Regions from separate parts of the Mus musculus genome. Here region 2 is linked to region 1. The links are chromatin loops, found by intact Hi-C in ENCODE. Cell type or tissue: left cerebral cortex. All regions are shown on one strand. Links, peaks and the distances in the headings refer to the core of each region. The heading gives the core; the rest is flanking DNA.

Region 1 (16,098 bases), core at 5,656-8,155:
GCCAGCGCACCCGGGCCGCGAGAAGGAAGCCGGCTATTCCGCGGCGGTGGGCGTGGGGCAGCGGCCACCGCGGGAGCGGGGCCAGTTGAGTCGTGGCGCATCCAGAAGCTCCAGTCCTGGCGCTGGCGGAGGTCACAGCACCAGTACCAGCACCAGCCCGGCTACAACCCTCCAGAGAAAGTAAGGAATGTGTTTGCGGCCCCCACCCCACCCATTCCTTTCCCTCTAGATCCCTCTCCAACTTAGCTGGCAGATAAAGTATATGAAGCCCATGCCTGATCCCATTTCCTGCTTCGCCTGTCCCAATCGGGAGAAGGTTCTCCTCAACCGGCTGACATGCTTTCCCTAGCCACCACACATTGGTTTGGTCAGACGAGTGCGGGCTTCTTTTCCCTGTAGAACCAAAGCCAGTTAGAGACTAAAGCAATTCCCACTACCTCCCTCCACTTCTTCAGCCCCTAGCTGTATCCTTTCCAGAGGATGGATTAAATAATTTTTAGACAGAGGTGGTATCAACTCAAGCCCCCTAAAGAGAGAAACACTCCTACACACCTTTTTTTTTTGGGGGGGGGTGATCTCGTCTCGAGGCAGGTGGGGACCAGAATGGAACTGCAGCACATCTTGGCATGGGGAGGGGGGGTGATGGTGGCAAAGATGGGGGAGCAAAGATGGAGGCTAGGCCCTTGGTTAGTTTCTCAAAGTCCAGCTGGTCTCCACCCTTCAAGAAAAACAACACCCATTTAAAGAGCCCTACCAGGAAGGGAAGTCCATAGATCTCCCATCTGTTGGATCAGCTTCAGACCTGTGCTGGGGTTTGTACATGTGTCTGAGACAGGTTAGGAATATTTTCTGAGTTGATGGGACATGGACAGGATCTACTTTTCCTATGTAGATCCCATTGTGTGCTGATTGGGATAAATGTATTAGGCTGTGAGTCAAGGGCACGAAGGCTCACAGGGATGCCCTAAAGGCCCTCCTATTGCTTTACTGCTATACTGAAAAGAACATTGAATTGGGAGATGGGAGAACTGGCGTCCCCTTCCAGCTCTGTTGCAGATTGGCTTTGTGACCTTGACTGAGTCCCTTCTTTTGCCAGTCTATGATTTCCCCTAGATATTTTTTTTAAAGCCAGGGACTGCCAACTGAGATTCAATGGGTATGTTACTAACCCAACCACACCAAAGAGCAAGTCTGAAGTCCTTTAGCAAATGGACAGGCTTCCCCCTCCTCTCACTGCTCAGCTGGTCCTACCATGTGCCACAACTAGTGGAGTGTCTCTTGGAGGCTGGGCTGGGGGTGGGGAAGCCTTCTGCCTCAGGAAATCTGCCGGGAGACAGCTCTCTGCAACTCCCCCATGGTGAGGCAGCAGGCTGGGGTGCTGGGTTGAGATGGCTGGGCCCCAGGAGCAGCAGCTGCAGCTTGAGGGCTTGGCTGGGCTCCACTGCAGTGCACCCTCAGCTGAGTGTTGAGGTAGAAGGACAGCCCCAGAATGGGGGGCAGAGAAAGACTGGATGGGGCATTGTGGTCCTTGAGCCTGGTTGCAGACTTCTCTAGAGGGGTCAGGCCTGTGATGGAGGGAGCAACCTCAATATGTATGGCTCCAGGGGGCAGATCCAGGAACAGAGGGAACATCTGAGATAAAATCAAGAGAACTTTTCAACCTAGCCAGTTGTGATGCAGTACATTGCCTCAAGGGATGGGGGTGGTGGCTGGCCTGAGTGGTCCAGTTGAAGTCTAAAGGGGGTCTGAGAGAGCTGGAGGAAGCATATAGTTCCTGATTTGAGCATTAAGCCCAATGAAAAGACCTGAATCTTTCTCAATTTCCGAATTCCATTGCTCTCAGATTCTCTACCCTGCAGACATCAGGTCTGATTTTCTTGGCTGGCTGGAAGCCCATTTGCCCTTCTGCCATCCTTGCGGGCCTGCTTCTGACTCCTTCCTTCTTTTTGTACACTTTCCAGGTTGCTTGTTGGAATCCCTTGCATCACATTTCCTACTGGCTAATAAAGAGGTTTAAATAACACTTTGGGTTTCTCTCAACCACATATTAACTGCTTGCCTATCTATGATTGCTTCCTTTGGACTTCACAGCCCAGCCCACTCAGTGAGCATCAGCAACTCCATTTTAGAGAGGGAGAAACTGAGGCTTCAAGATGAAGGGGCCTTATTCAAGGTTATGCTACTATTTGCTAATGGAGCTGCGACTAGAATCTAAGTCTGCCTGTCTTAAAGGCATGTTATTTGTTCCCTACAGCTTAACTACTCCTAGGAGTCTTGGCCTCAGGACCTGCTGAGGTACTGAACTGGGAAAAGCCAAAAGAGCCTTAGGTATCTCCAGGTTTTGAACTAGAAGAGATGGGTCTGGAATGAGTGGAGGAGTTGATGAGAAGAAAAGACAGCTGTCTTCCTCTTTCCCACCTTCCTCCTTGCCCGGTGTCAGGAGAACCTGTAGCCATTGCTGTAACCAATGCTGCTGCAAGCGACTCCCCTGCTAGGCCTGTTCTGGGTTTGTAAGGAGTGGGTGAGAAGGCTGCTGTTGGAAGCGCGGGCAGGCAGGGTGGGAGTTCAGCAGCTGAGGCTGCAGCATTGGGGGAGGACAGGCAGAGCTGGTACAGGCTGGGCTCTGTTGGGCCCCAGGCTCCCTCTGGTGGACAGACTAGGAAGACTAGGGCCTGGGTCAAGATGTAGCTTGTTGGGAGCCTGTTCTGCCCCAGACTCAGTTCTCCCAACAACCCTTTGTGCATCTGTCATTACCATCATGTCACAGCATAAGAAACCCAGGGCTCTGAGAAGTGATGTCCATCAGAGGTCATGCTACTAACACAACATGCTCCCGTTCCTGTGAACTGGGCCTTCTTTGCTTTGGGCATCACCCATCCTTATTCGGATCATTTACCCAGGACTCCCACATCCTTCCCTACTGCTCTTCTGGACAGGTTCCAGAATGCCAGAATCTCTGCTGCCAGGCTCTGGGTGTGGCCTTCCTAGTGTGACAGAAAGCAACATGAGTCCCTACCTCCTTCTGGTCACTGCTACATGAGGATTTAGTTGTTTGCTTACTAGTTGTTGATCCTGACTAATACTCAGATCTTTTTATGTGGAGCTCTCACCTCCTGCCATGATTTAAAAAGAGATCTTTTTTTTGGTTGTTAAGCTTGGTTCCCCCCCCACCCCACCCCCAACACACTACAGTTCTGGCACATAGAATGATTTCTAGAGGCTAGGACTCACTGCTGAGTGCCCTGTGCCCAAGAGAGCTCTGTTCCTACATTTTCTGCATGGGCCTAGCTTTTATCTCTGCTGTATGCAGTGGTGGGTTGAAGCCAGTATAGTGGTAACTGTCTATCCTCTGCTCCCTCCTCCCCACCCCACCCCCCTGTGCAAGCTAGCTCACATTTAGATACTGAACCTAGAGAACGCCAGCGTGGTGTTCTTGGCACCCAGGGCGATGCATAGTCCTACCATTTCACTGCTGAACTATCATCATGTGCGTGTGCTGGGTTGTCAGCATGCTCCCCATAGGGGCCCAGGCTACTGAGAAAATGAATACGTGAGAGCAATCCCAGGGTGAGGCTCTGGGGGAAGTCTGTCCCCTTTGGCGTGCTGGATTCTTTTTCTAGGGTGTCTCTCTTTCCTTTTAGGAGGGAAACTATTTATTGTCCCCTCTGCCGTGTTGTGAGCATTATGCTGGTATGGGAGAAAATGATAACGTTAAGTTTAAGGAGAATTGGGAGTCTTGCTTTCTCTGTCTGGATCTGGGGCAAGAATGGGGTTGTTGTCATCCACAAATATTTCTTGGCTGTGTTCACAGAGCAGGAGGGGCCACCAGGCTTAGCAAACACCATGCTCTTGGCACTTGCAGAGCCCTCTTCCCACCAGCCAGGAAGACAGGGTTTCGGGCTTAGTCAGGCCATAGACAGTACAGAGGACAAAGTGAACCGAAAGGGTGGGGTTCCTCAGAGGATAGAGGGACCAAAGTGAGCCAGGCCACTGTTTGAGGACCTGGGCAGTAGAGGAAGGTGCTTTGAAGAAGTGCACAGTCCCTTGGTGTTCAATTGACGTTCGCTGCCTGTTCTTTCTCTGTCCACCTACCTACTATGGCCTCTGAATTTGCTGGGGGCAGAGTAAAAGCCTGGAGCATGGTGAAGAGGCCCTGTTCATATTGAGTCTCAGCTTTCTGGGTGGTAGGCACTATCCTATGCAGCTTTATGTAATAATAGCTAACATTTTTTTTAGTGCATTTACTGTGTGCTGGACACTGCCTTCTATGTGCTTCCCATGGAATCATTCCTTCTGTCTTCACATGCATCCCTTTATGTAAATTGTTATTAACTCCATTTTACGGATGAAGAAGCTGAGGTCTAGAAACTTCAGGTAACACAGCCAAGGTCCCTAAGTGAATACGTGGCAGGACTACAAAAGAGCTAGTAGGAACCCAGGCTGGGCTCCAGAGCCTGTAGCATTCTTGACATTCTTACCCATCAGGCAGCCCCATGTCTTATCTCATTGTCACAAACCCCTTGCCAGGTGGGTGTTACTGCTATCCTCAGATGAGGAAATGAGGAATCAGAGAGGAGCTGTAAAGGAACCTGCTGATGAGACCTAGAATTGTATGGCTCTCAATCGTTCAATGCACTGTTCCCTGCCAGAAGAGGGGTTTAGAGACATGGACCATAGTCACGACTCCGGCTTTCCTCCGACAGAGGTTCCCTCTTACAATTACCTCCTGATTGTTGCCACCATGTATTTCTGTTAAGCCTCTGAATAGCTGGAGCCAAGCCATGTCTTCAGTCTGGCTCCTATGTTTTTCATTGTCTTTCTGTTTCTGTCCACAGATTCCCCTTCTCTCATTTTTGTGAGTCCCTTGTCCTCAGTCCAGACTTGAGTTAGCCTTGTGCTGCCATCATCAGCTCACTCAGGTCTCTGTGATTTGACTAATGCTGTTCCCTCATCTTTGGTTGAATTTTTAAGGTTGAATTAGCTAACACCTCTTCACACCTCTCCTGTGTTTATTTGGTGGTCCTTAATTTGTTAAAAAAAATTCTATTTTGTGTCTGTGGCTTTTTTTTTTGCTTGCATGTATGTATGTGTACCACATATGTGCCCATGGAGGCCAAAAGAGGGCACTAGATTCCCTGAACTGAAACTGTTAGCTGCCATGTGAGTTGCTGAGAATCAAACCTGGGTCTTCTAGAAGAACGAAAAGTACTTTTAATTATTGAGCCATCTCCCAAGCCCTTGTTGGTCCTTCTTCATTTTTTTTAAAGATTTATTTATTTTTTATTATATGTAAGTACACTGTAGCTGTCCTCAGACATACCAGAAGAGTCCATTGGATCCCATTACAGATAGTTGTGAGCCATCATGTGGTTGCTGGGATTTGAACACAGGACCTTCGGAAGAACAGTCAGTGCTCTTAACCATTGAGCCATTTCACCAGCCCTTATTGGTTGTTCTTAATGCTCAGTTTATCCTTGGCGTTTGCAATGAGCAGATTATCCTTTTTATCTTCTTTTTAACCTTTTTTTTTTTAACTTTATGTATAGGGAAGTTTTGCCTGCACATCTGTGCTCAGTGTGCATTCTCTGCTTGTAGAGACCAGAAGAGGGCATCAGATCCCCTGGGACTGCAGTTACAGATTGTGGGTGCTGGAAATTAAACCTGGGTCCTCTGTAAGAGCAACTAATGCTATTAACCACTGAACCATCTCTCTAGCCCCAGGTCTAGCTTTTTACAATACCTCCGTAGTTGTTCACATCTTGTGCCTCCTACTAGCCTCTAAAACAGCAGTTCTCAATCTGTGGGTTGCAACTCCTTTGGGAGTTGCATATCAGCTATCCTGCATATCAGATATTTACATCACAATTCATAACAGTAGCAAAATTACAGTTATGAAGTAGCAACAAAATAATCTTATGGTTGGGGGTCACTGCAACATGAGGAGCTGTATTAAAGGGCCCCAGCATCAGGAAGGTTGGGAAACCCTGTGACTTAACTGACATGTATTGAGTACAAGTTTTGTATTGGATTCTGTGCTTGGTGCAGGGGGCATAACAAAGGGCCGAAGAACTTGGAAGTACTTTGCATAACACATAGCTGCCCAGTCAATTCTGAGTAAACACATGAATGTCTAATTAAGTCCTGGTGAGCTAATGGCCCAGTACCTCAGTTTTTCTTTATTCTGGACTCCTTTTGAGAGAAATGTCAACTTCAAAATTCTCTTGGCCTTTTCCACTTGCTCCCTGGAGGCATTTGGCTTATGACTTTCCTGCCTTTTACACCCAGTGGTCTCCCAATTCATATAGTGACAGAGAAGCAGGATTGGATGAGACTTTTAAAGATATACAGGCTGCCGGGCGTGGTGGCGCACACCTTTAGTCCCAGCACTTGGGAGACAGAGGCAGGCAGATTTTTGAGTTCGAGGCCAGCCTGGTCTACAGAGTGAGTTCCAGGACAGCCAGGGCTACACAGAGAAACTCTGTCTCGAAAAACCAAAAAACCCAAAACCCAAAAACCAACCAACCAAACAAAAATATACAGACCAACTGCTCATCATTGTATCTCCTTAGCATGCCATGTCTGTGTCATGCGACATTCTTGATCCTTGGAACAAAATCCTCTCCCTTGAGTGAACCAGGCAGTCCTGTACAGGACCTGTATGCAGTTCACCCAAGTCTGGTTACAAGTTGTTGATTTATAAATTTTTCCATTTCTTTTCCCCTTTTTGTTTCCATCCAGTCTTTATTGAGAAGATAACCAAGGCCACGCACAGCATCTTGGGGTGGGAATAGACTTGGCCTTTTTGGTTCCTTCCCTGGCAGGAGCCAGTGTCACAGGGAAGAAAGGTGAAGAGATGCCTTATTTCCTCCTTGGTGGGGATCGGCTAAGGCTAGACAAGAATAGATGATACTTCCCTGCCCCCTAGAGGCGAAATGCGACAAACACCGTGAAAACAGTCCTATCATATCTTAGCCAAAACAAAGATGGCTAGGCCAGTTATATGACTGATTGGGATTGTTCCTCTCATGCTTTAGATGTAAATGAACCACCACCATCACCCGAGAGGTACCCTTCACTCATAGAAGATGCATTTATGTGGCATTATGTGATCTTTTTTAGACTATAAGTTTCATTTATTTTTTTTGTTGGCGCATGGAAATAAGAGTGCAGTTGTATGGTTCTTGTGCTTTCTTAAAAGGTTAGTATGACTGTATATCCAGGTCTTATGATTTCCTACTGGATCTCAGGTTACAGTGTATTACACTCACCTGAATCAAATTGTCGTAGGGTCTCTATTGCTGTGAAGAGACACCATGACCACAGCAACTCTTATAAAGGAAAGCATTTAATCGAGGCTTGCTTATAGTTTCAGAAGGTTAGTCCATTATTGTCATGGCAGGAAGCATGGCATCATGCAAGCAGACTTGGTGCTGAAAGAGCCAATAGTTCTACACCTTGATCTGAAGGCAGCAGAAAGAGAACTGGCTTGAGCTTCTGAGACCTCAAAGCCTGATCCCTAGTGACGCACCTCCTTCAACAAAGCCAAGTACTCCAACAAGGCTACACCTCCTAATAGTGCCCTAATAGATCACTATGGGTCTATGGGGGTCATTTTCTCTTAAACCTCCACCCAAGCCAAGGTTTTCTTCTATATAATCATGTTAGAATTACTGTCATTAGAGATTATGGTGTAGTCCTTACTATGTGTAAGGGCCTGGGCTCACTTTCTGTTGTATTCCCTGAAGAATAATAAACATTTGCCATGAGGAAGAATTGTAAATAAATTAGTTATTTTCTCTTTAGGGTAGAGCTCAGTTTATTCCCAGCATTGGAAAAAAATTGCTGTTGTTATATATGATGTGATGTACCTAACTGGCACCTCACACAACTGCACATCTGCTGTGTTAGCCACTTCTTGAGTAACGCAATTCAGCTGTGCTTGTGAAAAATTGAATATGACAAAGCCAATCACAGCACACAGTACATGTTTGTTTATTGATAAACATCATTACTAACGATAGTTTTGTAAAGCTCTGTGCTATGTGAGGGGAAGGAGTAAGAGGCCATGTAAGCACTCCCCACAATTCTAAGAGAGAGGTTAACGAAGTGAATATTTGTGTGTCTGGTGCATGTGGCACCTTGTGCCCTTAACAAGTGGGCTTTGGTGTATTTGCACTGCATGGTTCTGGGCTCAGGGTGAAGAAAGCAGTTGTGGAAACAGATACAAATACAGTGGTATTCAATGTGATATTGCCAGAGGGACGGACAGGAAGTACCGTAAGGATTGGTGGCTGCCCAGACACATCAGGGAAGGCTTCCTACAGGAGGTGGTCTCTGAATGGAGGCTCAGAGGACAAGTTGGAGTTGTCTAGGTAAAAGAGGACTACACGTAGGTTGCTGGGAATTGGGGCCAAATGAGACGTTAAGGAAGGGGGAACAGCCTTCCATCCATGTATATCCATCCATGAAATAAGTGCAAAGAGAAGCAAGACATTTATCAGTCAAAGCAAACTAGAGCAGCACCTGAGAGACAGGGAGCTTTATCAAAAAGGAGGAGACCTTGGAGCATTGGTCATCCCAAATCATGAGGACATAAGAAATTTAGAGTTTTAAGCTAGGGAGAGAGGTGTCTGTTGCACAGTATATTGAAAGTCACATTTTGGAACAATCTCCCTAGAAGTGCAGGTCATAAGATAGACTTGAAAACATCTAGTGAAGAAGTCATATAACAATCTAGATGAGAGATGGTAAGATCTGCACTCCTATTCACAAAAGCCAAGATATGGAAGCAGTGCAGATGCCTATTAACAGATAAATCAAGAAAATGTGTATATATAAACAGTGCAGTTTTATTTACCCCTAAAAAGAAATAAGTAGTGTCATTTATAAGAAAAAATGAATAGAACTGGAAATCATGCTAAGCAAAATAAGCCAGACACAGAAAGACCATTTTGTATGTTTTTCTCATATGCAGAAACTGCATTAATATATAGATATAGATATAGATATAGATATAGATATAGATATAGATATAGATATAGATATAGATATAGATATAGATATAGATATAGATATAGATATATGTGGGCTAGGGAGATGGCATAGTGGATAAAATGCTTGTTGTGCAATTGTGAGGATCTGAGATAGGATTCCCAGCACCCACTAAAAAGCTGGGTGTTTTGGTGCACCCCTGTCATCCCAGCGCTGGGATGTGGAGACACCCCCCCTCCTCCCTGTAGGAGGATTCATGAATCTTGTCAGCTAGTCAGTCTAACCAGTCAGTGAGTTCCAAGTTCTGTGAGAGATCCTATCTCAAGGATAAGGTGAAGAGCTGATTCGGAAGACACTCAACATCAACCTCAGGCATGCCCACACACAACACACACACAGAGACAGACAGACACACACACACACACACACACACACACACACACACACACGTGCATACACAATTATATGTAACATGAAAGCAAAAATGGGACTATTTGCAGGGAAGAAGGGCACCAGTGAAGGGAGGAGAGAAATGTAAGAGAGCGCATTGGGGGCATGAATATGAGCAAAGGACAAGAGTCCACATGTGAATATTATATAATGAGCCTTTAGTCCCAGTACTGGAGAGGCAGAGGGAGGTGAATCTCAAGTTCCAGGACAGCCAAAGCCCTGTAGATAAAAATAAGAAAGGAAGGAAGAAAAAACCAGCCCAATGAAACTAATTTTAAAAAGAAAACAATTTGTTAAGATAGTAGATCTCATTAAAAGGAAAAAAAAAAAGACCTGCTCACTTGGGTGCCAGAGAGAGAATAGAAATGACACTAAATTCTTCACATACCATCACAGAAGGGAACAGAGCTCGCTGCCGGAGCTCAGAGAGATGGCAATCATTCATGATCAGCAGGGTTGTAAATGTCAGGTGTTGGAGCTGGAAGGGCCAGAAGTATGAGGCTAAAGGAGATTTACTTTGCAGGTGAGAAGACTGAGAACAGAAGAGACAAAAGACTGTTTAGGGCCATGCGAGGTGTGAGCAGGGGAGAGGTGTGAGCAGGGGAGAGCGGTCCTGACTGCAAGAGTCTCTCTAGTATTAATGCCAATGTTCAGAGCAGCTTCCCTCTAATGTGCTGTTTCCTGCTCTAAAATCTTAGGAAGGTGGAATTGTTTTGTGTTCTACTTATAGAAAACCCAAATGAAAGAAAGAGGAAAGCTAGGACGCCAAGAGACTAGGTGACTTGTTGGGGATGAAGCTTGAATGGTAGACTGGCCTTCTGCTCCATTTTGGCTCCTTAGGACCAAACTTCTTGCTGCTGGATTTTGTCTTGCTAGGATTTGTTTGGTGTATCTGAGGCAGCTCGGACGCAATTTCTGCCTTGATAGCCAGGCTTGGACACCTCCCCTCCTCCCTGTTTCAACTTTCATATAAAGGAGGGCTGTACTTTTGAGAAAGACAGACTTGTGTCTGAATATGAATCTGCTTCAGTGTGCTAGATGACCTCAGTGAAACCATTTTCTGTTTTATAAACTTTTATTTCCTGGTCTTTAAAATAGAATAACAACGCCCACTGCTCAGCGTTAACTGAGATCATTTGAATTGCAATGTCAGATGCTTGTATGTGCTCAATAAACAATCATTTTCATTCTCTTTCTGGATCCAGGACTAGGCCAAGCTTTGCTTTCCTGAAAATTGTATATTTTATCCTTGCTAATATGGGGCTGTTGGGATGTTCATTGTGTCTTCCTTTCTGCCTCAGCCACCAGTTGACTTGAAATATAGCTTGAACAACATCTGTTTTGATCTCTCTCTCTGTCTCTCTATCTCTGTCTCTCTGTCTCTCTCTCTGTGTGTCTCTCTCTGTCTCTCACACCTTCTTATTGTTTGGTTCAATTTCTGGTCTGCCCTTATCTGTGCTCTTGGAATAAGTAACCTTAAATCCTTCATGACTCCAGCAGGTATAAATAATTGCTGGATGTAAATAGTTTAGTAAATGGAAGGCTGGATGGGGTTTGGAATGGTAATGGTGATGTTTGAAGAGGGTGGTGCAGGCTGAGCTGGTTGAAAAGGCATCAGTATAGATGGCTGTAGGGAGCCAAAGTATTAGTTTAGAGCAGTGGTTCTCAACCTCCCTAACGCTGTGACCCTTTAATGCAGTTCCTCATGTTGTGGTGACCCCCAGCCATAACAGTATTTTCATTGCTACTTCATAACTGTATTTTTCTACTATTGTGAATCATAATGTAAATATCTATGTTTTCTGATGGTCTTAGGCAACTCATGTGAAAGGGACATCAGGACTCCCAAGTTGAGAAACCGATGGTTTAGAGTATCCAGTCCTGTGCCCACCTCTCTTGCTTCTTCCCTAAACAGAAGCAAACACTGGAGACCAGAACCTCATATCAGGAGAGTTATCACTGTCTGTGCTTGGTATGTACAGTATGAAAGACAGAGATCCCAGAAAAGGAAAGGGACTTGATTTTAGAATTTTAAAAAGCATTCCAGCCAATCAAGGTGGCACCCAGCTCAGCTGGGAGGCTGAGGCAGGAGGATTACTTGAGCGCAGAATTTCAAGACTAACCTGGCCAACACTATCAAGACCTTATCTCAAAAACAAGAGAAACAAAGTGAGCACAAATCAAAGCAGTGTATATATTCAATATTATTTTTTTATTTCTAACTGACATAGTAATTATATATGTTTATTACATACAGTGTGGCATTTTAATATATGTATATAATATGTGATCATCAAGTCAGGGTGCTTATTAAACTGTACTCAAACATTTATGTCTCTTTGTATTGGGAACATTAAAAACCCTCTCTACTAGCTAATTTGAAATATTCCAGTAGTTTTTGTCAACCATTGTTATACTACTGCACTATAGGACGATAAAAGGTATTCCTTCTGTCTGCTAGCACCTCTGTACCCAGGAATCATCTTCCCTCCATTCCCTTCTCACCCTTTTCAGTCTTGGTAAACATTATTCTGTTCTGTATTTCTGTGAGATTAACTTTTTTGTTTTAGCTTCTACGTATAAGTTAGATCATGTAGCATACACACACACTTTTAAATGACACTCAAGGAGTTGTAGAATAAAAAGCCCATGTCTTGTCGGGCACAATGGCATATGGCTGTAATCTCAGCTCTTGGGAGGCTAAGGGGGGGGGGAGCCAGGATAGTATACATAGGCGCTCCCATGCACCACTGGATATGGTCAGTTGGTCATTTAGCTTTTCTGGTAGTAACTTCATTTCTCTTTTTTATTATTATATTGTTCTCTCTCTCTCTTTCTTCTTCTTCTTCTTCTTCTTCTTCTTCTTCTTCTTCTTCTTCTTCTTCTTCTTCTTCAACATGCACTTATTTGTTGCATTCTTTCTTTGTCAGCTTCCTCCATTTCATCTTTTTGGTTTTCTTTTTCTAGAATGTTGGAAGTTGGACATACTAGATTGATTTGCTAGGCCACGTACCTTTTCTCTCCTATTTTCTGCCTTGCAGACTGTGAATGACTTCATATAAACTCTTATTCTTTGTATCTCCAGAATCGCTTGTCCATTCGCTGGTTTTGCTCAGTGATTCAACAGGGAGCTGATTGTTATAATGGATGTCTTTCAAAAGCCAAAATGAAAAGCAGTTTATTTGAGGCCACTAAAATGTCACTAGACACTCTAATCCATTTCTCATAGCTTAGTTCCTTTCTCCAGGAGCCCTGTGACATTTTGCCTTTGCGAGAATGCCAGGCAGCTTGTATTCTGAGTCTAGTACTTAGAGTGACTAGGAAGGAAGGAAGGAAGGAAGGAAGGAAGGAAGGAAGGAAGGAAGGATGGATTTTGTTGTTGTTGATGATGATGTATGTGTGCACGCACACACAAGCACTCACGTGTCATGGTGCACATGTGGAGATCAGAGCACAACTTTCAGGAGTCAGTTTTCTCATTACACTGTGCAGGGTCTAGGGAGCAAACTCAAGTCATTACACTTGTATGGCAGGTACCTTCACATGCTGAGCCATCTCCCTTGACCTGAAAGGATATTATTGTGGTTTTGAGCATAGCCTTTAACAGCTGAGCCATCTCTCCAGCCCCTGAAAAGATTGAAAAGATTTTATATGTTGTCAGTTTATCCCTTGTCTTTTGTCTCCCCCCCCCCCCCCGTTATATCTATTCTTCTTGATACATACCAAGGCTAAGTCTGGAATCTCTCTCGGTCTCTCATGACCCAAGTTGCTCCCTCCTCAACTGCAGCCTCCTCTGAGGTGTTCTTCAAGAGCCTTCAACTCCCTGAGTCCTCTTTTTAACTTGTTTTTGCTTTCAGAAACTTGTTGAAATCTCTTACTCACTGATGCTTCGCTCTCCCACCCTATTTCCTGATATGATCTCATACTTGCACTTTATTTTATTCCTTTACTTGTATTTTACTACAGTTCTGGAAGAGAGGCAATACATATTTATGCTCTTGAGTTATAGGCTTTGGCTCCAGCTAAGCCTGATTGAAACCAGAAATATTAGTAACTCCACATTCCCAGTAGCGTAGCTTGGATGGCCTCATCTTGACCCTATGTTACTATTGGTCAAAACCAGCGTCATGAACATTCCTTTAGCAGGCCTGGCACATCCCTTCTGTCAAGCTCCTCTCCCTAGACCTCAGGTGAAGAACAGATACCTGGGCTCTGTCTCCATCTGGCTATTGCATCCTTAGGAAGCCTTCAAACCTTCTCCTTCCCCTCGCTGGGTGCTCTGTCTGTGACTTGATAGGCTTCTGGTCTGCTGTGCACAATCACTCCAGGATTGGCTAAGTGCTTGAGGAGCAGCCCATCTTCACCTTGGTAGTGAAAGCAGGCGGGCCAGAGGTGATCCCCAAGCACACTGTAAGGGGTTAGAGGCTGAGTTTAGACTTTCTCAACAGAAGGCTTGCTCTAGCTGCCTACCCTTCTGCAGACACCGTTTCATCATGGCTGAACACTTACTCCTGTACGTCCAGCAGAAAAGGAGAAATGTAAGGCCAATAGAACCAATTCCATTTTCCTGTCCCCCTCCATTGATCTGCAATATTTGTATCCACCCCCACTTTCTTTTTGTGTGCGCCCCTCTTCTGCCCCTTCTAAAAGAGCTTGTTGTAGCTGGAGAGATAGATGGTTCAGCAGTTAAGAGCACTGGCTGCTCTTCCAAAGGACCTGAGTTTAATTCCCAGCTCACAACCATCTGTAACTGTAGTTTCAGGGGATCCATCTCCTTTTTCTGGCCTCTGAAGGTACCAGGTACCGCGTAGTACACAGACATACATACAGGCAAGCCACTCATACATATAGAACAAAAATAAATAAATATAAAATTAAATAAATAAATAAAAATAAAAGTGCCTGCTAAATGTTTCTGGTATAGGATACATTGGGCTATGCTATATGGAAGGGAGATGGGAGACAGGGGAGGAAGGAAGGCCAAGTCTGCAGGCTGGTATGAGAGATGAAGTGCCTCTTAGCTCTGCTGTGCCAGAAAGGAGCAAAAGTTGTGGCAGTTGAAGAAGTATTTGGTGTGCGTGTGTATGATGACACATGCTGAGTCAGGAGGCTGAAGCAGGAAGGCAACAAGTTCCCTACAAGCATTCAGTGCATAGCAAAGTCCTGTCCCAAAAACCCAAGCAATCATACAAGTACAGATTTTCAACTCGGACCCACCACTTATTAGCTGGGTGAGTGTGCATGAATCACATTGATCCACCAAGCGTCAGTTTCTAAACCCCATATGATGAGAACAACTACCTCGGACAGATGTTAGGACTACCTATCGCATGAGTCCCGGGCCATTGTAAACACATAATAAATAGTGGCATTGTTATTGTTTGGGTTATTGTATGTTTGGCTATGATATAGGCCAATAATGCTTGCTTGTTATATTTATTATGATTATATAATACTCGTTTAGGATGAAAAGGAGGCATTCCTTGTATGAAGCCTCCCTGGAGCTTCCCAGAAATTATAGGGCAATGTTTATATTCTCTTACCTAGTTTTTAAGTCTTCGGTTGTCGTCTTTGTTTTCCTCAAGACCTAAATATAAAGTGATCTTTGCCTCTTTAGTTCTGGAACATGATATTTAAGAAATGATAGCCATGTGTAGCGGTACATGCCTATAGTCCCAGCTCTTAGAAGGAAGAAATGGGAGGATCAGGATTTCCCAGGCAGCCAGAGCTACCTGGTGAAATCTCGTCTCAGAAAAATAAGAATAAATATAGACAAATATTTAGTCTAAAGTTTGAAGCAATCTTTACCATCACTACTGCCACTATCATCATCGTTATTATTATTTCAGACTTGTTCAGAGAGTTATGGTGAACAAGTCTGAAATAATAGAAATAGAAAACCTAATGGCCAACGACATTCTAGAAAGAGCCTTTATACATATGTATTTTTTTTTCTCTAGAAGCATTTAACATCTTTTTTTAACTCTCAGTATTCTGAAATGGTATAGCTGCATATCTTGAGGTGGGTCTCTGTTTTGTTGATCTTGTGGCCTCTCATCCCTTCAATTCTGGGAAACGGTCTTATACTGTGTCTTTGAGCATTTCCTTCCTGCTGTTTCCTCCGGCTTCTATTTCTGGAGCTCCTATTGTTAGACGGAGGAATTCCTCAATTAATCCTCTAATTTTCTTATCTTTTCCCTTCTGTCTTTCTCTTTCTTATGTTATCTTCTTTCCTAGGATATCTTTCCACCTTTTATCTTCTAATTCCACTGACCTTTTTATTCTGGCTCTCACTGTTTTTCCTTTTTAAAAAATAATCTATTTATTTATTTATTTCTATTTCATGTGAATTGGTGTTTTGCCTGCCTGCATGCATGTCTGAGTGTGAGGGTGTCAAATCTTGGAGTTACAGACAGTTGAGAGCTGCCATGCGGTTGCTGGGATTTGAACTCAGGACCTCTGGAAGAACAGCCAGCGCTCTTAACCGCTGAACCATCTCTATAGTCCCCTAATTATTTTTCACTCTTCAGATTTCTTTTTCTATTTTCATTGTCTTTGTGCCTTTCAGATTCCTTCTTAAGTTTGTTTTTTTGGTCCATCTGCCTCCAAGTTGGTGGTCTTTCTCACACAGCTTTGTAGCATATAGTACTTTGACTG
Region 2 (16,098 bases), core at 5,697-8,196, 190 kb before region 1:
TCCTTCTTGATGTCCTCTACCATCATCATGAGATATGCTTTTAAATCTAGGTCTAGGTTTTCGGGTGTGTTGGGGTGCCCTGGACTGGGCGAAGTGGGAGTGCTGGGTTCTGATGATGGTGAGTGGTCTTGGTTCCTGTTAGTAGGATTCCTATGTTTACCTTTCGCCATCTGGTAATCTCTGGAGTTAGTAGTTATAGTTGACTCTGTTTAGAGATTGTTCTTCTGGTGATTCTGTTACCGTCTATCAGCAGACCTGGGAGACAGATTCTCTCCTCTGAGTTTCAGTGCTCAGAGCACTCTCTACTGGCAAGCTCTCTTGCAGGAAAGGTGCGCAGATATCTTGTTTTTGGACCTCCTCCTGGTCGAAGAAGAAGGCCCAAAACAGGGCCTTTCTCAGAAGCTGTGTTGCTTTGGCAGTTCCCAGAAGCTGTCAGCTTCTGTGGTGCAGACTCTCACCTGTGCAGACTAAATTCCTAAGTTCCAGGGAGTCCTGGAACCAGGATGGCGACCGCTGCTGCTGAGGCTGAGGCCGCCTCCCGAGCCTGTCCTCTGGTCCGGACGGTGGCCGGCTGTCTGCGGCCCGCCAAGGGTGCTGCCTCAGCGGCTCTGTGCTTCCGCCTGTCCCAGAGGCTGTCCGGTTCTCTGGCGCACCCTCTCACCTGTTCAGACTAATTTCCTGACCTCTTTTTTTTTTAAGTATTTATTTATTTTATGTATGTGAGTACACTGTAGCTGTACAAATGGTTGTGAGCCTTCATGTGGTTGCTGAGAATTGAATTTTTAGGACCTCTGCTAACTCCGGTCAACTCTGCTCGCTCTGTCCCTCCTTGCTCCAGCCCAAAGACTTATTTATTATTATACATGAGGACACTGTTGCTGTCTTCAGATATACCAGAAGAGGGCGTCAGATCTCATTACAGATGGTTGTGAACCACCATGTGGTTGCTGGGTTTGAACTCAGGACCTCTGGAAGAGCAGTCAGTGCTCTTAACTGCTGAGCCATCTTTCCAGCCCCCAAAACCTCTTTTTTTTCTTTAAGATTTTTTTTTTAATGTAAGTACACTGTCATTGTCTCAAGACATACCAGAAGAGGGTGTCGGATTCCATTGTGGGCCACCATGTGGTTGCTGGGAATTGAACTTAGGATCTCTGGAAGAGCAGTCAGTGCTCTTAACCACTGAGCCATCTCTCCAGCTCCAGACAAAACCTCTTGATTACTCCTACCATTCAGACTCCTCCTTTTGAGTATTTTATTCTTGAGTTCCCATGTTCAGGCTTTTTTTAAAAAATGCATGTGCTCCTGTGTGTATATGTTTTCATGTGTGTGTGTGTGTGTGTGTGTGTGTGTGTGTGTGTGTGTGTGTGTTTATTGCATGTGTACACATAGAAAAAACACACATTGATATCAGGTGCTTGGTGAGATGGCTCAGTGGGTAAGAGCACCCGACTGCTCTTCCAAAGGTCCAGAGTTCAAATCCCAGCAACCACATGGTGGCTCACAACCATCTGTAATGAGATCTGATGCCCTCTTCTGGCGTGTCTGAAGACAGCTACAGTGTACTTACATATAATAAATAAATAAATCTTAAAAAAAAAAAAAGATAGGGCTGATATCAGGTGCTTTCCTTGATTGCTCTCCATCTTTTTGAGACAGGATCTCTCACTGGAACTGGAACTCACTGATTGGCTAGGATGACTGGCCAATCAGCTCCACAGATCCTCCTATCTTTATCTCTCAACCCCCAGCACTGGGCTCATGGAGGCCATGCTCAGCTTATAGTGAGAGCTAGGGGTCCAGACTCAGGTCCCCATGCTTCGGTGGCAGGTACTTTATCAAGAGAGCCATCTCTCCAGTCCCATTGTCCAGAGTGTTTGATGATTTAACTGATTATAGATTCAAAGTCCACATTCTAATTGTTTGCCTCTCTACTAATATTGTATTACTCTGCATCTGCCACAAATTCCCACAGTTATATTGTAGGCCTTATGATTAACAATATCATCAGCCCCTTCGTTTTATTCATTGAAGGTTACAACTCTCCTCCTCCTAGCTCAGCTCACCTTTTGTATTAACCAGAGTTCTCCAGACAAACAGAATGAATATAGGCATGTAAATACATACTTCCTAACTTACAGGGGTTACATCCTAGCAAATCCAGAATCACTTGAAAATATCATAGGTCAAGAGGCATTTAATGTACCTCACCTACTAAATGTCACAGCTTAGTATTACAGTAGCTTAGAACATTATTTCCCCTCACAATTACATGGCTGACTGGAAGCTACAGCTAACTCACTAATACCTAGCATGAGAAAGATTATACTGCATATTGCTAACCCAAAAAAAGGTCAAAATTTAAAATTCCAAGTAAAATTTCTACTGAGAGCATATTCCTTTCATATCATAGTGGAAAAGGAGTAAATTGGGACATCATAAATTTAGGGCCATTTGGGGAGGGAGAGAGAGAGAGAGAGAGAGAGAGAGAGAGAGAGAGAGAGAGAGACCCATGGAGACAGAGAATGGGAGAAAGGTTATAAGAAATTAGCTACCACAATTAATGGGAAGAAAGCCCTAAGAGAGTGAGTCAGAGAACTGGAAACTTACATTTGAAGGTCTGGGACCCCAGAGAACCATGGATGTAAGTCCTAGCCACAAAATGACAAGCTTGAGTTCTAGGAAGAGCTAATGTTTCAGTGTGAGTCCAAAGGCATGAAAAACAATGTCCCAATTGAAGTATTCAAGTATCCTGCATTTTGAGAAGGGATCATCTTTTTCTTCTAGTCAGACCTTCAACTGGTTGATCAAATGAGGTTCACCCATTAGGGATTGCAATGTGCTAAGTTAACCAGTATTCTCATCCCAGCACTCCATTTAATAGTGTCTATTACCATAACACTAAAAACAATGCTTGACCAATCAAGTTAATACACAAAGCTAACCAAACAAGCCTGTCTATTAACAACTTGACACCCATACACATCACCTTAAACCAGTATGTAATCTTCAAAAAAAATGAAGTTAATAACAATTAGTTGCACCAGATAGTAGCAGCACACAGGAGTCAGAAACAAGCAGATCTCTGTGAGTTTGAGACTAGCCTGGTCTACACACAGAGTTCTAAGACATCCAGGGTTACACAGCGAAACCTAATCTCAAAAAATAAAAAATAAAATAAAATGGGTGTGGTTGTGCACACCTGTAATCCTAGCACTTGGGAAACTAAAGCAGAAGAATAGAGTCTGAGACAAGTTTGTGCTACATAATAAGGCCATAATTTCTACTACCCACCAAAAAGGACAAGAACAGTAATGACCTAACCACTTGTGATGGCTAATCTTGATCATCTACCTGGGCAGAGAGAACCTCTATCAAAGTGATCTGTGGGGCATTCTCTTGATTGCTAATTGATATAGGAGGCCCAGATCCTGGGCTGTCTAATCAAGGTAGCTGAAGATGAGCAAAGGAGCAAGCCAGTAAGCAGTGTTCCTCCATGGCCTCTGCTTTAGTTCCTTCTTCTAGGTTCCTGCATGAAATCCTGCCCTGTCTTCCTTTTTCTTCCCAAGATGCTTTTGGTCAATATCTTTTATCATGTTGTAACTATTCTGTTATAAAAAGGGAAGGTTCTCAATTGTTTTCTCTTCTTTTTATAAAACATAGTTTAAATACATTTTATGTTCAGAAATGTTTTGCATGCGTGCATGTCTGTGCACCATGTGCATGAGGGGGTCAGATGCCCTGGCTTATAGATTTCAGTTGCCATGTGGTTGCTGGGAACTAAATCCAGGTCCTCTGGAAGAGCAGCCAGTGCTCTCTAATCACTGACCCATATCTCCAGCCCCTATTTTATATTCTTAAATCCAATAACAAATATTGATATAAAATTAATACAGCTAATGGTAATGATAAGGATAAGAGAGGGAAGAAAACAAAGATACTTGATGCATAGATAATAAATACACATCACAATAAGGAGGAAATAATGATTATAACTAAGTTCTTGGTTATATGTAGTATTCATAATTACCTTCCATTTTCTACTCATCCTTTCAACTGCCCACAGTTCTTTACCTTCATTTCTGAAGGGCGTGAGCCATTGGTAGTCCTGTCTGGATTAAGCTGTTGTAGTTTTCCATTGACCTTAGTCAAAGTTGTGGAAACACTCAGAAATTCTCTGAGTGATCCCCTGTATTCCAGAATACATTTCCTTATCTCCCTTTAGTGATCAGATCAGCCACTCCAGCACACACCATAATTTCTTTCCTTGCCTATTAACTCGAGCACAAGGAACCCAAAGTGGCTGGGTACCATTTTTCACTAGTAGGGCAATGGAATGCTCTGTCTCTGGTGGAAGAATTCATTCCTGTAAAGTAAGGTCTCGAGGTAGCAGGAATAGGGAGCACCTCTTATGATTAAGGCAAGCTGACACATGGAATTAGCATTTATAGCCTGCAATTTATATCGGAACCAACTGTTTTTCTCTGCTCATGCATTCTGATTACCTTCTCTCAATCCTCTCACTTCCCTCTCATTCCTATTATTCCCCTTCCCATCTCTGCCGGTCCTTTCCCCAGATTCATGACTTTGAATTTAGTTTAGTGACTCCTTTAGTTTAACCAGGACCATCTGTGTGGCCATTGGATTGAAACTGTCTTTTGGAGCCTGGTGGGGTCATCAGTGGATACACAACTGAATGGAGTGACTATCCCTCTCCCTGAATTTATCAACAAATAGGTCAGCAGTGTGAGATAATATTCCATCGAGTCTCTCCTCCATTCATGCCTACAGTCATCTGCAATTGCTGTGAACTTGTGATCTCAAATACCTGGGTCTTGCCCACAAGACGCCATTTTGTACTGCTTCTCTATATCTTCTGGCTCTTACATTTTTTTTCTGACTCCTCTTCTGCAATGTTCCCTATGCCACGAGTCTCTTTATTCACAGCCATTCACTGGGAAAAGGCTTCTGTGATTAAAACTCAGAGTAGCACTTACCTATGAATACAAACATATTTAGAATATAAAAATATTTAGAAGGCAGTTTTCTACTATGTCCATTTACCTAGAGAACAATATTAAGGTCCCTCTTATAGCCAGATCTCTACTCTATTTTTTAAGATTTTATTTTATTTATTTATTTAGGTTTTAAAACAAAACAAAACAGAGTTTATCTGTGTATCCCTTGTTGTCCTGGAACTAAGTCTGTAGAGCATACTGGCCTCTAAGTTGGATACCTGCCTGTCTCTGCCTCCTGAGTGCTGGGATTTAAGGTATGTGCCCCCACTTCCCAGCTATGGTTCACTTTATTTTTTATTATGTATATGTGTGTCTCCATGGATGTCCCTCTCCCTCTCCCTCCCCCGACTGTGTGTGTGTCTCTGTATATGTGTCTATACCTGTGTGTCTGTCTTTCTGCCTGCCTGCCTGTGTGTTTGTGTGTGTATGAGGTTCATGGGATCCTCCTGGAGCTTAAATTACACATAGTTGTGAACAGCCTGACATGAGTGCTGGGAACTTATATTCTCGACAAGAGTAGTACATGCTTCTAACCATCGAGCCAGGCATGGATTTCTGCCTACAGCGTAGATCTCAAATCTAATTTATAGCAGTAGTGCCACTATTGCACATGTGGGAGCATCTTGCCTGGCAGGTTGATATTAGTATGTAATGGCTCATAGCTGGGCAACACTGTCTCCCCAGCAACCTGCATAGCACCTTATGCCACCATAAAAGATAGCTGGCAGTGAGGAAGCTTCCAGCTTGGTGGGACCAACTATTTTGAAGATGTTTTAGGACTTTAATCATCTCCACATATTGAACTTAGATAAAATACTGACAACAGAAAAACAATAGATGGAAAGACCCTTCACCAAAGAATTTTTGTTTACTGTTTTACTTTTGAGACGGGATCTCACATAGCTCAGGCTGACAGTGATCTTGAACTCCCAATCCTATCACTCTAAAGTACTAGAATTACATATGCATGCTACCACAACACGTGACCTCTTCACCAAAGATCTCAACACTATAAGGAAAACAGTTTAGACTGAAGAACTGAACACAGAGTTCTCAGAAGAAACACAAAAGATCAATAGGTTTTTTTTTTTTAAGCGCTCAGTATCCGTAGTTATCAGGACAATACAAGTTAAAACTACTCTGAGACCCATTCTCACTCCAGTCAGAATGGCCAACACCAAGAAAACAAATGCTAGTGAGGGTGTGGGCATAGAGGAACCCACAACTATGCTGCCAACTTGTAAACTGGTAGAGCTATCAGGGAAACCAGCATGGAATTTTCTCCAAAAGCCAAAAAATAGACATTCTATATGACCCAGCTATACCACTTCTGGGCATGGACCCTAAGATACTTGCCCATCTATGCTTACCCCTGCTCTATTTATATTAATTAGCAAGAATATGGAGCCAACCAATGAAAATGAGGTATATATACATAATGGAATTTTTTTGAGGCATGGTCTTGCATAGCCCAGGTTGGTCTGAAACTCATTATGTCAATATGTAGTTAGGATGATCATGAACTTTTGACCCATCTACCTCTACCTCTCAAGTGCTGGGGTTACAGGCAAGTGTCATCACCCCTGGTTTTATGTGATGGTGGAGATCAAACCCAGAGCTTCATGCATGATAGGCAAGATCTTTATCAACTGAGCCACATCCCCAGCCCACAACATAATCTTATTGAACCATAAAGTAAAATGAAGTTTGGAGGAAAACAGATGGGAAAGATTATATTAAGTGAGGTAATTCAAGCTCAGAAAGACAAACACCACATGTTCTCTCTTATATGTAGATCCTAGCTTTTGACTTTGATACGTGCATTTATGTAGGAGTGGGTGTGTATAGAGCCCTGAAAACTGTAAAGGAGCCCATGAGTGGAGAAAAATATTCTCTAAGAGGGAGTAGTGGAACACATGTGATATGAAAGTGGAAAGCAAGGTACTGGGAGTGGGAAGGCTCAAGCAAGGGGGAGTGGGTAGAGTGGGGGGATGGTAATCAAAGCTAATGCTGTTTAAATCAACCACAAAGGAATCTCATACTTGATAAGCTAATTAAGAAATAAAAATGTTTAGAAAGAGTTTGAGCAGAAGTGCCCTTGTATGGGTGGATAAAGCTACTCCCCAAAGCTATAGAGTATTTAACAAAAATCCCAGTGCCAATGGTAGGCTCTTTCTTATGAGTTGTTAGGGAGGCTCCTGAGGCCTCCAAAACAACATAAATAATTGCTATTCTTGTTGGTTGTCCACCAGAACTAGATAGTAAGACCCTATTGCTGGGATTGGCTCCATAGGAAAGAATTCATGTCTAAGACTGAAAGCCTATTCAAAAGCCCATGGCTAGGGTGGGGGTGAGGGTCAAAGGCCCTAGTGTGGCAGAAGCTATTGCTGTTACTTTGCTAAATGAACATGATGTGCCTGCCAATCATCTTTTAAATAACTGTGTCTATGCCTGTAGATTAGTGATGCTGTCAGTTTTATCAGAGAAGTTTCTTTTTGCGCTGGTCAGTAGTGACTGCAGAGATTCATAACTAGTCAAAGTACTGAAAGTAAATGGCTCCTGGATGCCCAGCTATAAATGAGGTATCACCCTTTCTAAGACTCAGAGAAACATCAAAGGAGGAACAGTGTCCTGGCTAATTTTATGTCAACTTGACATAACCTAGAGTCATTTGGTAAAGGTGCTCTCAATTGAGAAAATGCTTCCATAAGATTGGACGGTAGGACATTTTCCTAATTTTAGTTATTGATATGGGATGACCTAGACCGTTGTAGGTGGTGCCACCCCTGGGCAGATAGTGTTGGGTTCTATAAAAAGCAGGCTGAGTAAACTATAGAAGCAAGTCACTAAGCAGCACCCCTCCACGGCCGCTGCTTCAGTTCCTGCCTCTAGGTTCCTGCCCTGTGTGAGTGCCTGTCCTGACTTCTCAGTGATGGAATGTAATGTGGACGTGTAGGCTGAAATACACTCTTTTCTTCCCAAGTTGCTTTTGGTCCTGGTGTTTTGCCACAGCAATAGAAATGCTAACTTAGACACAAAGAGTGTGAGAGCTGGAGAAACAGAAAGAAGTGTGGATTGCTGATTTCTAGGCATGATATGGCTGTTGGACGAACAGCACCTGTGGACATCTGTACAAGGTCTTCATAAGATTGGGCCTATCAACATTTGGTCACAGAAGGGGATAACATCCCACCCCTTATCCAAGGCTTTATATGTAGTTAATGGTAGATGGGGGAGGGAGAGACATTTTCTTAATGGTTTAGCTATTGGTAAGGTGCCCATACTCCTATAAGAAATTCATATCCATGCCCTAGTTTTAACAAACCAGTGAAACCTAGTGAAAGTCAGTGGGTCACCACCACCACCACCAAAAAAAGAAGAAGAAGAAGAAGAAGAAGAAGAAGAAGAAGGAGGAGGAGGAGGAGGAGGAGGAGGAGGAGGAGGAGGAAGAGAAGAAAAGAAAAAAACCCATGAAAGTAGAAAGAATGATTAAAAAGAGGAAGAAGACCAACAGGAGTGAATGGGGGTCAAGAAAAGGAAATGTATGAAAATGTCATAATGAAATACAGTTGTGATAGCTAATATTGAATGTCATCTTTAAATGACCTGGGGTCATCTAGAAAATGAGCCTCTGAGCATCCCTGTAAGGCTTGGTTAGAGTCTATGTATGTCTGTAAGGATTATCTAGATTAAGGTAATTGAGGTGTGAAGACCCACGCTAAATGTGAGTAATACCATTCTGTGGCCTGGGTTCTTGGACTGATGGGGCAGATCCTGGGCAATGGAGTAGCTTCTTTCCATTGAGATGACCTGAAGCTGGGAATTAGCAGGAATGAAAACAGAAAGCAAAGATGGAGAATGGTAATGTCTATCTCCAAATAGAGCTTTTATGAGGTAGCAAGAGCTATCTTAAGAGTACTGAGATAGCTCAGTACCATCTTAAAAAAAAAGAAAAAGATAATGATTGAAGACTTAATTCCCAAATTCACGCATTTTGAGGTGGGACCCTTAGGAGGTAATTCTAATTGGATGAAGTCATGAGAGAGTGGGTCCCCATGATGGCATTCATGGTTTTCTCAGAGGAGGAAGAGAGACCCAAACTAGCATATTGGTTTTTCTTGCCATGTGATATCCGTAGCCATGTCATGATATAGCAGGAAGGCCCTCACAGGGTGTTTAACAGATGCTGGTCTCATGCTCTTGAACTTCCTATATCCTAAAATCATGAGACAAATAAGCTATTCTTTGTAAATTACCCAGTTCTTGATAGCTTGTTACAGTAAGAGGAAATGGAGTGAGCCAGTCACTATATTATGAAATGCTCTCTCGTTTGCCTTTGAGACTTCACAACTTGGAATAAGGACTCTCAAAATGACTTACACATTTGCCACCCTTAAAAGAGACACTTAAAAATTAATTTGGAGGTTGGGGGGGGGGGGCTAAAGAAATGACTCAGCAATTAAGAGTGCTTCTCTTCTTCTAAAGGATCTGAGTTTGGTCCCCAGCACCCATATCAGGCAGCTCACAACTGTGACCCCAGCCTCATGTAATCTGATGCTGTGATGGTTGGTTCATGGAATTGATAGCCTAAAACAGAGAAAAAAAAATTCAGTGAGCTAACATCCTCTGACACAGGCTTCCAAACACTTAAGGACACTTATGGGTCAGCAACTCCCAAATATCTCACACTTCACTCTTTGAAAACATAAACCCAAAGTGATCAAGATTCTCATACTACTGAGAAGTAGAACACCAAACAATTCACAGACTTGCACAGCCCTTCCAATAGTCCTGAAATGTGACAAATGGCAATAGTTCCAGCTAATCAAGAATGAGAGGCAGTTGATTCCCCTGAGCCCAGATGCTCAAAGGCAACCTGGAAACACAGTGAGTCCCAAAGTCTTTTAAAAAAAGAGGTGGGGTGAAGTGGTGGTGGTGGAGGTAAGATGACTCAGGATTAAGGTGCTTGCCACCTGTTGTGTCCCGCCAGCAGATCACAGGTCTGGGTTCTAGCCTGGAAAGGCATTTTGGAAACCTGGAAGAGCAGAGGGGCTAGGCAGCGAGATAAAGACAGAACCAAGACAAGGCTCTGCTCAAGGTTCAATTTTACTTTTCCAACACTCCGTTATGAAGGAGTGGGAGGGGCCCGATTTCCACCAAATAATCTTGGAGTAAGGTTGCAGGTGAACACGTGATGGCTTCGGAACAGCAAAGTGGCAAGCTCCAGCAGTGGGCGTGGCAAAACGATTGAGCGGCAAGCTCCACTCCTGACCAAGCAGGTTTCAGACTGGGGGAGGGGAGACTACAGCCACCAAATCTGATCCACAGGACCACATGGTTGAAAGAGAGAATCATGTGCTGTCCTTTGACCACCACACACATGCCAAGGTATACATAAATCTGTAAACATAATACATAAATTAAAATTTTAAAAGAGACCCAAAGTCTTACATTTCCCCTTGTAATTCCAGCCTTCTGTCATGGATGGGGAATAGTCTAGGTGGTTTCTGTGACATGGTTGCTGTTTTCCCCCTCAAGCCAGAGAGTAGGCCTTCTCCAGACTTTGTGAATGTCTGGTGATATACTTATAAGTCCCTGTAGTGGTTTGGATGAGAATGATGCCCATGTGCTCAGATATTTGAACCCTTGGACCCCAGTTGGTAACACTGTTTGGAGAGGTTTGGGCGAGGCCTTGTTGGACGAAGTATATCATCAGAGGTAGACTTTGAGAGTTAAAAGCCCCAAGCCACTCCCAGGTCACTCTCTCTACTTCACTCTTGTAGTTGAGATTTGAGCACTTAGCTCCTTGTTCTTGTTACCATGCCTACTATTTGGTGCCATGTCTCCCTATTGTAATAGACTCTTATCTCTCTGGAACTTAATCACTACCACCACCACCCCCACACACACACACCACCACCACCACCAGAAAAACAAAACAAAACAAAACAAAACCAAAAACCAAAAACCAAACAAACAAAAAAACCCTCTTTTTTCTATAGGCTGCTTTGGTCATAGTGTTTTATATTTTTATATTAATTTATTTTATGTGTAGTAAGTGTTGTGCCTGCATGTATGTATATGCACAACATGTGTGCTTGATACCTACAGAGGTCAGAAAAAGGCACCAGATCTCCTGGAACTGGAGTTGCAGACAGTTGTAAGCCACCATGTGGGTGCTGGGGACTGGACTCAGATTCTCTGCATGTGCTTCTAATCTCTGACCTATCTGTCTAGGCCCTTGATCAACATATTTTATCACCACAACAGAAAAGCAACTAATACATTCCCCTTAACACCAGCCCCTACATGCCCTCCACTGTCTTCCTAGCCTGTCATCAGCCCCCCAAAATTCTTGTTCCTGTAACTGCATCTAGCATCCAATGGCTTCAGCCTCATTTAGGCAAATGCTCTGGTCTTGTATGTCCCCATAGTCCCTCCATATTTCATGACTCTTTCCTGTGATGTTTGACCTCAGATAGTTTATTCATGTTCTCATAAATTTCTTTGCTCATTTCTTTTTCTTTCTTTCTTTCTTTCTTTCTTTCTTTCTTTCTTTCTTTCTTTCTTTCTTTCTTTCTTTCTTCCTTCCTTCCTTTCTCTCTCTCTCCCCCTTCCTTCCTTCCTTCCTTCCCCCCCTCTCTCTTTTTCTTTCCTTTTTTTTGTGAAGAAGATAAGTTCATTTTCTTTAGTTCCTTACATATCTACATGGAAACCAGAAGTCTTTTCATATCTTCCTGATCTTCAAAACCATTCATTCTCTCTTTCATCTGATTCTTCAAGCACTGTCTGTGTGTTTACTGGTTTTTTTTTTAACTTGTTTTTTTTTTCTTCTTTTTTTTTGTTTACTGGTTTTTGTGTTCCATATAGTAAAGTCTGAATTTCTTAATGGATTTTTGTTATGTCTCTAGTGTTTGATATCCTTAGCTATCAGAGAAATGCATATTAAAACTACATTGATATTTTCTATTACCCCCCGTCAAAATGGCAGGCTAATAAAAGACAACAGATGCTCAGGAGTGTGTGGGTAATAGAATCCTTATACACTGTTGGTGGGAGTGCAAAATGATACATCTGCTATGGACATCAGTGTGGTGGTTCCCTGATAAAAAACTGGAAATAGATTGGCTATATGACCCAGCTCTACCACCCCTGGGCAGATGCCCAAAGGACTCTATTTCCTACCACAGAGACACATGCTCATCCCTGTTTTTAGCTAATCACACAGCTAAGCCATGGAAACAGTCTAATTGTCCACCACCTATGCAACACAGAGTTTTATTCAGCTGTAAAGAATAATTAAATTATGTATTTGCAGGTAAATTGATGGAACCGGAGAATAATCCAGATCCAGAAAGACAAACATTTTGGCCCAAAAATACAAAATAGCACACTGAGATTAATTTGGAGTACCTTTACAACCCAGGTACTCACTCTTCATGGATCATTCAGCTTGCTTTTTTAAACAACCCAGGAGTCCAGGGTTGGCACTGCCCACAGTAGAGCTGGCCTTCCAGATCAATCATTGTTCACCAGAACTTGATGATAAAACCCTATTGCTGAAGACACTACAAATTTTGGACAGAGGATATGAAGAACTCAGCTAGTACTGCCTCAGATGCTTCCTACCTAATGGCTTTCATATACTGAAAGGTGTTATGTAGGCTACTGGGGGCTGGGGAGTCATCAACAGTCATATCCAGCTGTGAACTCTGTGAACAACAATAATGACCAGTATGTCAAGGTATGCCTGTGAGTATAATGGCAGCACAGATATTTGAGGGTAGCCAGCAACTTTCTGGTTGGGTTTAAGGCCTAGTCCACAGAAGGAAATACATGTCTGGTACTATAAGTCTGTGCCTAAATCCATGACTGAGGAGGTCGTAGGCCCAGGGGATCAATCTACTACTATTATGTTGCTAGAGTGAACACAGCATCAAACTGCCTTCTAAATTCATATTTCTATATTCATAGATTAGTGTAGCTCTCAGAGGAGGTTTTTCTTTTGTTTTGTGCAATGGAGGCAGCTACACAGAAATTCACAACTGGTCAAAGTGCAAAGAGCAGGTGTCTGTGCTGTGTGGTTGTCAGCCACAAATTGGTCATCTGTATCACTCCACTTCCCTCCAAGGCTCAGGGACCATCACAGAATAGGAGGTAGAAAGATCGTAAGAGCCAGAGGTCAAGGAGGACTGAAGTAAAACAGTGTCTTCTGGCTATGACAGGACCACTGCACTCAACGTCACAGCAGGTGTGTCTGCCTACATAAGACCTGTTCAAGGTAAGTCACTGAACAGTCTTGTATGTAAGTGGGGAGAAGCTCATGAACACCCATCCTGAACTAAGGGGTTATTGAGAGTTAGTAACTTCTCGGGGAGGAAGAGTCAGAGTTTTGTAAGGGTGTGGCCCAAGGTAAGGCAAGCCAACCACTCCAGTGGATTGCCCCACCACCACCACCACAGGAGTATATGGGCAGCACAAACTGGATCTAGTAAGTTATTTTTTTAAAAGGAGGAGATGAAGTTAGGAGGAGACAGCGAGTTGGGGATGGATCTAGGAGGAGTTCAGGGAAGAAGTGGGGGTGAATCTGATAGAAATACATTGTGTGCATATATGAACTCAAAAAATTAAAGTATTTTATTCTTAGAAGAGCTGTCATAGCTTTATAGAAAGAAATAATGAATTAACATGAAAATAGTACCCAATTAAGTACTTCATCTATGAAGGCAGAGGACCAAAAATTGTGTTTTTCTTTTAAAAAAAAAGATTTATTTATTTATTTTTATGTATATGAGTATACTGTAGCTGTACAGATAGTTGTGAGCCATCATGTAGTTGCTGGGAATTGAACTCAGAACCTCTGCTCGGCCCCGCTTGCTCTGACCCAAGGATAGATTTATCTATCTATCTATCTATCTATCTATCTATCTATCTATCTATCTATCTATTATATGTAAGTACACTGAAGCTGTCTTTAGACACACCAGAAGAGGGCGTCGGATCTCATTATGGATGGTTGTGAGCCACCACGTGGTTGCTGGGTTTGAACTCAAAACTTTCGGAAGAGCAGTCAGTGCTCTTAACTGCTGAGCCATCTTTCCAGCCCAAATTGTGTTTTTCTAACAGACCACCTAGTCAGATATTTGAAGATAAGTATCAGGCTTTGTTGTGAAGTCGATCTTTCATCTGTATAAGATGGCCTTAAAATATCTTCAGAAACCCAAACCTTCTCACTGCCTTCTCTGTTCCAACAAGAATCTCTTCACTGGATGGTTCCACTGGATACCAATGAGGTTGTACGCTTCCACTGTGTTCTCCTTCACTGCCAATTCTCAGTAGAGGGGTGAGAAGAATAATTCTAAATATAAACCAAACCATGGTACTTCTCAAACCCTGCAAGATTCTCATCTCACTCACTGAGAAAAAAGACAAAAAGAGCCTTCTTGGAAAAAAAAAAACATGATAACATTTGTGAAAGAAATAGGGATTATCTAGTAATACTTATTTGTAGCTGCATAAAGAAGTCCTGGTTAGATATACATTGAACTGATGAGGGTGGTTGATGAAGAAAGCCCATACTCTGTGAGCTGCTTCATAAGCCCTTCTACAATAATGCCTTGGATAAAACTGCCTATTATTTTATATTAATTATTTTTCTATTGCTGTGACAAAGCACTACAACCTAGGCAAGTTATAGAAGACAGAATTTATTGGAGCTTATGGTCCCAGAGGAATGAGTCTGTCATGGTGGGGCACCATGGCAGCAAGCACCAGGCTGGAGCAGGATACTAAAGGCTCACATCTTGAATCACAGTGGAAGCAGAGAGAGGGAACTTGAAATGGCACTTGGCTTTGAAACCCCAAAGCATATCCCTAGGGTCATAGCTCACCCAACAAGACCACATCTCTTAAACCTACAGAAACAGTGCTACCACCTGGGGATCAAGTTTCCAAACATCAGAGACTATGAGGAACATTCTCTTTCAAATCACCACAATGATGATTAATGCAGTGCTTCTCAGCTTGTGAGTCCCATGGGAACCCCTTTGGGGATCAAATGACCCTTTCACAGGGGTTGAATATCAGATATCCTGCATATCAGATATTTACATTACTATTCATTTCAGTAACAAAATTACAGTTATGAAATAGCAACAAGGGGCTGGTGAGATGGCTCAGCAGGTAAGAGCACCCGACTGCTCTTCTGAAGGTCCTGAGTTCAAATCCCGACAACCACATGGTGGCTCACAACCATCCGTGACGAGATCTGACTCCCTCTTCTGGTGTGTCTGAAGACAGCTACAGTGTACTTACATATATATATATATAAAAAAAGAAATAGCAACAAAAATAATTTTATGTTTGGGGTCACCACAACATAAGAAACTGTACTGAAAGGTTACAGCATTAGGAAGGTTGAGAACCACTACTGAAGTTGTTCACACATTTAAGCCCTGAATTCAGGAGGCAGAAGCAGGCTGGTCCATATAGTGAGTTCTAGGCCAGCCAGGGCTACAAAGTAAGATCCTGCTTCAAACAAAGAAAGATTAATTTAATGGCTAGGGAAATGGCTCAGTGATACAGTGCATGAGGGCCTGAATCCAATCCCCAGCACCATGTAAAAGTTGAGTGCAATAATGGTGCACGCCGATAATCCCAGCACTGCGGAAGTAGAGACAGGAGGATTCCCAGGGTTTGCTGATTAGCTATTCTAGCAAACTCCAGGTTCAATAAGGGGTTTTGCTTAAAAGAAATTAGATGGGAGAGCTGATGAGGTGGCTCTTGCAGCCCAACCTAAAAACGAGATGGCTCAGCGGGTAAGAGCAATGACTGCTCTTCCAAAGGTGCTGAGTTCAAATCCCAGCAACCACATGGTAGCTCACAACACCCGTAATGAGATCTGATGCCCTCTTCTGGTGTGTCTGAAGACAGCTACAGTGTGCCTATGTATAATAATAAATAAATCTTTGGGCCAGAACAGGGCCAACCAGAGCGAGTGGGCAGGGTTGACTGGAGCAAGCAGAGGTCCTAATCCCAACAACCACATGAAGGCTCACCACCATTTATACAGCTACAGTGTAGT

The links. A loop is a pair of places that touch in the nucleus more often than their neighbours do. Peaks named below come from ENCODE experiments on the same cell type or tissue, not always from the same donor. Only the 100,000 strongest peaks of a DNase experiment are listed, where the experiment ranks them.
Region 2: it touches region 1 in a loop (2.2-fold over the local background); 4 of 42 quality-filtered maps call a loop at or near these places.

Annotation. Positions count from the first base shown.
Region 1 is chrX:152,145,000-152,161,097 of GRCm38, forward strand. Iqsec2 (IQ motif and Sec7 domain 2) reads left to right here. Exons shown (of 15, transcript NM_001114664.2): 1 at 1-180. Among named protein-coding and RNA genes, the nearest start is that of Iqsec2, 8.8 kb to the left of the region's middle. In left cerebral cortex, for the core only: a CTCF peak has its summit at 6,926 (motif pointing left); a DNase peak (open chromatin) is centred at 6,917.
Region 2 is chrX:151,957,538-151,973,635 of GRCm38, forward strand. No RefSeq gene overlaps it. Among named protein-coding and RNA genes, the nearest start is that of Hsd17b10, 36 kb to the right of the region's middle. In left cerebral cortex, for the core only: no CTCF peak of the experiment used is centred there; a DNase peak (open chromatin) is centred at 6,756.